2 separate regions of the Homo sapiens genome follow, and region 1 is linked to region 2. The links are chromatin contacts, found by Hi-C or POLR2A ChIA-PET in ENCODE. All regions are on one chromosome and are shown on one strand. The core of a region is the stretch at or near the end of the contact, and the rest is flanking DNA. Distances in the headings are between cores, read along the strand shown.

Region 1 (3,121 bases), core at 101-2,600, 52 kb after region 2:
TCGAAGAGATGCAGATCCATCGTTCTGAGGCGGGCAATCAAATGACCTATGAGAAAACCAAGCAAACAAAAAAGATGGAAGAGGAAAGTCACTTCATTAGGAAAAACTCAAGTTTCAGGCAAAAATGCTTTTCCAAGGCCCTGATAGGCTCAGCTGTTTGGGTTTAGCTCTGTAATGTCTTTGCAAAGAAGGGAGAAAAAAAATTCATAATAAAACTCTCCAAAACAAAATAAATCATACTCTGAATCTAAATCCATGTGGTGCTCCAAGACAGAAACTGTGTTTGCTTTCTCCATCTTTTCATGGCTGTGTTCTCAAGACACCGCCAGCATGGCTGTGCCCAGTGTGTGAAATCAACACAGTACAGGGGCCAAAGAAACGTCAGGCAGCTGAGCCCCGGCCACCGCGATGCTGATGGCCTGCTCACTCTCAGCAGGGGACAGTGGAGCCATTTTATCTAGGTCCCCAAAGAATGGCAGGGTTGTCCTCTCCTGGCACTGCTGTATTACAAGTGTCCTGCTTTGGTGTCTTAATGAAAGCATTTCAAATCCTCCTCCAAATTTGCATTTATAATGTGACTCAGCACTTTTTACTTGTCTGCTAAATTCACATATAAACCTGGGTCTCAGGCGGCCCCAGTGTGCAGTCATAAAGCCTCTGGAAACACAGTGAGCCTACGCAGGGTGCCCCACAGCTTAACTGCGCCCCAAACCTGAAGACTCTGGGTTGGCCGTGTGGTTTTCAACGAAGGGCAACCAACCAGCTGTCTCAAGCTTTGGGTCAGCACCTGTTTTTCCATTCCTTTATTTGTTCAACTGCTTCAACAGCAAGGTGTGCCAAGACTCAAAACACAAAAATCACCACCTGCTGCATTTCAGGAGGGCTGACCATTTTCCCAACTGTTTTCCCTGCTGACCTGAGGTGAGACCAACACTCCATCACCATTTCACTCCCAGCCAGAATTCAGCCACGGGGTACCATTGTTATCTGGCACTGATTTCTTCAGATAGACTGACAGGGGCTGTCTTCTACTGTCAGTCCGCCCATGGGAAGGCCCTGAAATCCCTCCAGGCCACAGTCCTGGGTCAGCAATTAGCCCTGCCTGAACCCCACTGTAAAATGAAAACCTCAGCCCAAGGATGCACTGTTGACAGTGACATAGTCAGGTGGTTGCCCTTCCCCCTCACCTGTCCCAGGTAATGACTGGCCTAGAGTCAAGACATTATTTACCGAGTTCATTTAAAGTGGATTCCAGGTTACATATGAGAATTTCCTGGAGGATCAAGGACAAGGGTCAGGGGATCAGGGTCCGGGTGGCTACGCTAGCGGTATGCAAAGCCACAGCTGGGAAGCCGCCCACTCCGAGATCAGACATTCCTGGGTTGGGATTCTGGCTCCTCTATTCATTAGCATTTACCTTGAGAGTTAATCTGTCTGCATCTACCTCCCCAGGACAGCAGCACCTATCTCACAGATACCCTAAGAAGAAAGAAGAAAGGGCCTAATTGAGAGCTTGGCCCTAGCCGATGCTCAATAAAACGTCACCCCCTTCTCCCTCCCTGGCCAGGAAGAAAGAACCCTGGGGATTCTCCCACCTAAGGGAGCGGTTTTTCCCTTCAGCAAAAAGCAGAACCTTGTTTAATTCTATTCCCCTGGAAACCTGGCTCTCACTGGCTGAGTAGTAAATGCCCCCGGGGGAGCTCGCACAGAGACTGGGTTGTTTGATGGGCTTCTCCTTTGGGACAACTTGAACAGAATCCCTGAAAAGTGAGAAATTTCGCGGCCTCGGCTCCACAGCCTCCACATTCACAGCAGAGGACCTGGCGTGAACCCCACTTAGCGGAGACTGTTGCGGGCTTCTGGGCACTTCCCTCTGCGGGATGTAAATGACTGTGGGGTCCCCTCCTCGTGACCTAACCTGACTCAGTGTCCTCCACGGCTGACAGAAAGGGCTGGGCCTCCCAAGACAGCCGCATCCCCTCCACACTCTGAAAGCCTTCCATGGAGGGAACCACGCTGGTCCTGCAGCGGGAGGCCTGGCCGTCCTCAGAGTCACCCACTAGGAGGAATCAAGCCCTGTGACCACGGACTTATGACAAGCCCTGATGCCCAAGCATGGGAGGCTGCCCATGGAGGTGAGCCAGGTCAAGGTCAGGACAGAAACTCAAAGCAGGAGGCTTGGCACACTTGTCCTAAGACGCAGCTCTAGAACTCCAAAAGGACGTAGGCCCAGCAGGGAGCTGAGGACACCCTGTCCTGCCAGACTGCCTCCAGGGTGGACGGGCAACCCCAGGCCGTGCCTTGAAGCTACTATCGCCATCTTTCCTTGGCCACCAAATGACCCAGAGCTGACGTTCCACTCTCCACCCCGTGATGCCAGGAGACAAGGATTTCACCTTTGCTCTCCCCACATGGCTCTACTGCAACAATCCTTGTTCCTTTCTCCCATTTCCTTAAAACGAAACACATTTGCATCATGGCTTGGTTTCCAAAACACTTTCCCCCATGATCTCATCTGACCCCAGAGTCCCGGGGAGCAGAGGAGCTTGAATGGAGGACCGCCCCACAGCTGGGCAGCAGCAGGGACAGCAGCTGGGTCCAGAGGGAGCTCGGCTGGCGCCTGGCTTGGGCTCCCTGCTCTGTCCCCACTGGCACAGCCACACAGCAGAAGCTGCCATAAATCCTGGGGTTTGGGCCATTCACAGGGGCTAGAAAGAAATGACCCTCAGTCTTTGTTCGCCCGAACTTGGATCCCGAATCCGCCCCACCTCTCTCCCCCACCATGGTGACATTCCTCTGGCTCAGGTCTTACTTGCCCTCCAGTGTAGAGACATGTCAGATGCCGGCTGGCCAGGCGCCTGGCCACTGCTCAGCATGGACAGGCCCCAGCAGGAGGCAGGGTCACTCAGTGAGAAGACGCCTGGTTCCCACATCTCGAGTGTGTCCTTCCTTCCAGTTCCTCCACTCTTAGCACAAAATAGACACTCACCCGCTTTGAGCTACCAGCAGCCTTCAGTATTCTCAGAGCCCAGAGTGGGACTGAGAGGTGGAAAAGGGCTCAGGGACCCCCATCCAGCCCTTGGCTTTCTACCTTTGCCTCTTTGGGTGACGAAAATTTGAT
Region 2 (3,151 bases), core at 537-3,036:
TCCTCTCTCCTGGAAACCTGCTCTCCTGGCTATAGTTCCTGGCCAGGATATCGCCCCCACCGTCCATGCACCCCAAAGCAGTGAGGGTGTCACCTCCCCTGGGTCTCAGGCTTGCCCCGAGTCTCCACTCAGACTCCGAGTCCCCTCTGTCCTCCCCACTGAATTTCTCAGCTTGTCCACTCCTTTGCCCCCAGTAGACACCTCCTTCTGCAGACCCTCCTCCACCTCTCTTGGGAAGACTTTGATAAAAGCTTCTAGCTGGCTCCCTGTCTGCTCTCTCACCACCCACATCCCCATCAAGCCCACCCTCCATGTTGCATCAAGCAGCTCCATGACCACCGGAACACTGGGCAGCCTCTAAGCCTACAGAAGGAAGACCAGGACCCTAGGCATGAACCGCAAGTCCTCCCTCTGTGTAGCAGCTCCCCCTGGCCTTATCCACACTGTATCCCAGGAATGCAAAGCCACCACTGTTCCCAGCCCATCTTCACTCCTCTTCATCTCTTCATCCTTCTGCCTGCACTACCCCCTGACTACCTGCCTGACCAGCTCCTATTCATCCTTTGAAACCCCACTCGGGCATCCTCTCTGAATGGTCCTAGCCCCCACAAGGTCAGCTAATGTATGCCCCTCTGAACTCCTGCCCTGCTCAGCTCACATGACTTATGCGTAGCTGCCCTGTGGATGCTCCTATCCTTTCCACACCATGGCTGTGAGCTCCATGAGGCCTGTCTCATCCTCTTCCAAATCCTCAGAGCTTCCACTCTGCTCAGCACACAAGAGACGCTTAGCACAGGTGTGTGGAGCCCAGACTCCATCTCCCTCCTCAGGAACACATCACACTAACCGCCTATACCCTTGGCAGGATGTGACAAGAGGGGCACGTCCCCTCTGCGGGCTCTTTCCAAAAACCCACAACCCCGATCTAACCATGACAACAACCACAGACGAACCCAAATGGAGGGACCATCTAGAAAATGTGTGATGGTGCTACCCCAAGTCTCTCCAAGCAAACAAGCAAAGGATGGGAAGGACCTTGCTGTGAGTCTGAACCTGTGGTTTGTAGCAGGGGTAGGTCTCTGCGTTGCTCCGGCAGTTTACAGTCAGGAGATCACTCTTACCAGCCACATGATGGAAATCAAGAAGGCGGCTGCCCCTCTTCGCCTGGTCCCCCTGCCAGTCCCCGCCTAGCAGGCACAATGGCCTATTTTAACAGCACATGTCTCCCCAGTGATTACCCCTGGCCTTGGCTTGGAATGAAATGCCCTGATTGGAAGGGCCCTGCTTGAACTGGCTCTGCCTCTGTCTCAGCCTTCACGTCACCCCCGCTCTCTTCTCCCTGCAGGCCAGCCAGGCCGGAGGGACCCCTTTCCCCGCTCACACACACTGCCTGTGCTTGGTCTGCCCTCCCCTGCGTGCTCCTCATACGCCCAGCTCCTTCCGATCCTTCTGGTCCCCTCTTCAATATCTCCTCCTGCAAGTGGGCTGCCCTGCCCACCTGAGTGAATTGCACCCTTCCAATTCTCTATCACCACTTGGGAGTTATGTCCCAAGGTGCAGCCATCCTCCTCATTTGTAAGTCCTCGAGTCCTGTCCACCTCCCAGCTGCACTGCAAACTCCTGCAAGCAGGGCTGGTGCACAGGGTCTGCAGCCCGTGCGCCCAGGGCCCCACTGCCCCAGGCAGGCCCTGCCCTTGCACCCTTCATCCTCACCGAGGGGCAGAGAAAGTAGGGGGTGGCGGTGGCTGGAGTTAAGCGTCATGGAAAGACTGAGTAAGCCCTGGAGCCCGATAGCCAGAGCCACGAATGTGACTTTCGGGAGGTGGATCTGCTGCAGAGCCTGCTCTGGAACACGCAGACACAAGCATCCACTTCACGAGGCTGCAAGGATTAAATAAGATAATGTATTTCAAGAGCCAAGTGCAGTGTCTGGCACAGAGTGCATGCTCATTATCCTCTAATTTTTTAAAGATATGATTAGGCTGACAGTGCATGTTGTTTAAATCCTTGCCAAAAGCAACCCCGTTGCTATCGTTCTTCCGTATGCTTGTGCATGTTTTATCTCGACTGTAAGTCAAGAGAAAACAGTCCATTAAAAAAGAGACGTTAACCTTCTACCTTTCCCACATATCCCAAATTCCAAAATGATTGTAACAATACGTGTTGAAGCAAACATTTCTTTTTCTGTGGGTAGGAAATAAAAAGTGAATTTTAAAACTGTTCAGAGTTGGAGGACAGCAAGTTCAATGCATTTGCACATGTGCCCTGCAGTCAGAGAAAATCAAAAAAGAAGACAAATCTGAACAGAAAAATTAAAGCAAGAAAATGAGACCTTGAAGCTCAGCCCTCAAGCCTGTCTATGCCTTCAAACCTCCTGGTCAAATCTAAAGAAAACCAAAGTCTTTTCCTGAGTATTACCTACCACACTTACCAAAAAAAAAAAAAAAAAAAAAAAAAAAAAAAAAAAAGATGTAAAATGGTGGTTAAGGCATAATTTATAGTAATAAAGACAAATGTATCTCAAGGAAAACAGAAAGCATAAAAGAAAAGAAAGACAGAAACCCCCAAAACAATGGGCCACTGTGGCGAGGGCTTGAGTAGTGACCCTGGGCCAGGCACAACCATGCTCCGGGAACAAAAATAGAATCACAGCATTTGCTCGGAGAGAGGATGCATGGAGTGGCGAGGACGCGGCCCAGCCTGAGAGACCTGTTGTAGGCTCTGTCCTGGGTGCATCCAGGGTCTTGCTGGATCACTGAGACATGAGAGGGATGAGAGGGACGTCGTGCACAGCAATAAAGAGACCTCTGGTGAACTCCCTCCCCATGAGAGTCAGATAGTCTCTGCTTCTGGCTCTGCACAGACTGGCTTATTTCCACTAAGGCCACTAAGGGCCACTAAGGGTTGCTTGTCACCCTGACAGGCCCAAGCAATAGCCAAAGCTGTACCCTGGACAGAGTCAAGACACACAGACTGTAGCAGCTGGGAGGAATGTTAAAGCCCTTGCCTCCTAACCCTGCAGGCTGCAGGTCAGAACGGGGAGCTCAGGGTCAAAGCGTCAGGTTCAACCCATGGTCCAGGGCCCCGTGAAGACAGCAGGCTGCCTGTCTTCTGAGCTCAGGAGATCAGGCCCAGACTCTCAAATGAACAA

What was found. Hi-C counts contacts between places; a loop is a spot of excess contacts on that map. ChIA-PET counts read pairs that join two places held with the same protein, here RNA polymerase II (POLR2A). Pooled maps may share reads with other maps.
Region 1: a loop to region 2 is called in a map of posterior vena cava, with 2.5 times the contacts of the local background. The contact joins two enhancer-like sites. A Hi-C loop is called at or near these places in 13 of 168 maps with a recorded cell type or tissue (aorta, ascending aorta, cardiac septum and 10 more) and 11 of 50 pooled maps. POLR2A ChIA-PET finds 5 or more read pairs at or near these places in 1 of 52 experiments (WTC11).

Annotation. Positions count from the first base shown.
Region 1 is chr2:236,577,365-236,580,485 of GRCh38, reverse strand. ACKR3 (atypical chemokine receptor 3) reads right to left here. Exons shown (of 2, transcript NM_020311.3): 2 at 1-46. The coding sequence starts at 20. Among named protein-coding and RNA genes, the nearest start is that of ACKR3, 9.1 kb to the right of the region's middle. RefSeq lists enhancers at 1-548, 1-925. Within about 2 kb of position 1,350, at least 9 of the 41 ENCODE cell types and tissues checked have a DNase peak (open chromatin) inside an H3K27ac peak, as active enhancers do.
Region 2 is chr2:236,630,229-236,633,379 of GRCh38, reverse strand. No RefSeq gene overlaps it. Among named protein-coding and RNA genes, the nearest start is that of ACKR3, 62 kb to the right of the region's middle. Within about 2 kb of position 1,786, at least 2 of the 41 ENCODE cell types and tissues checked have a DNase peak (open chromatin) inside an H3K27ac peak, as active enhancers do.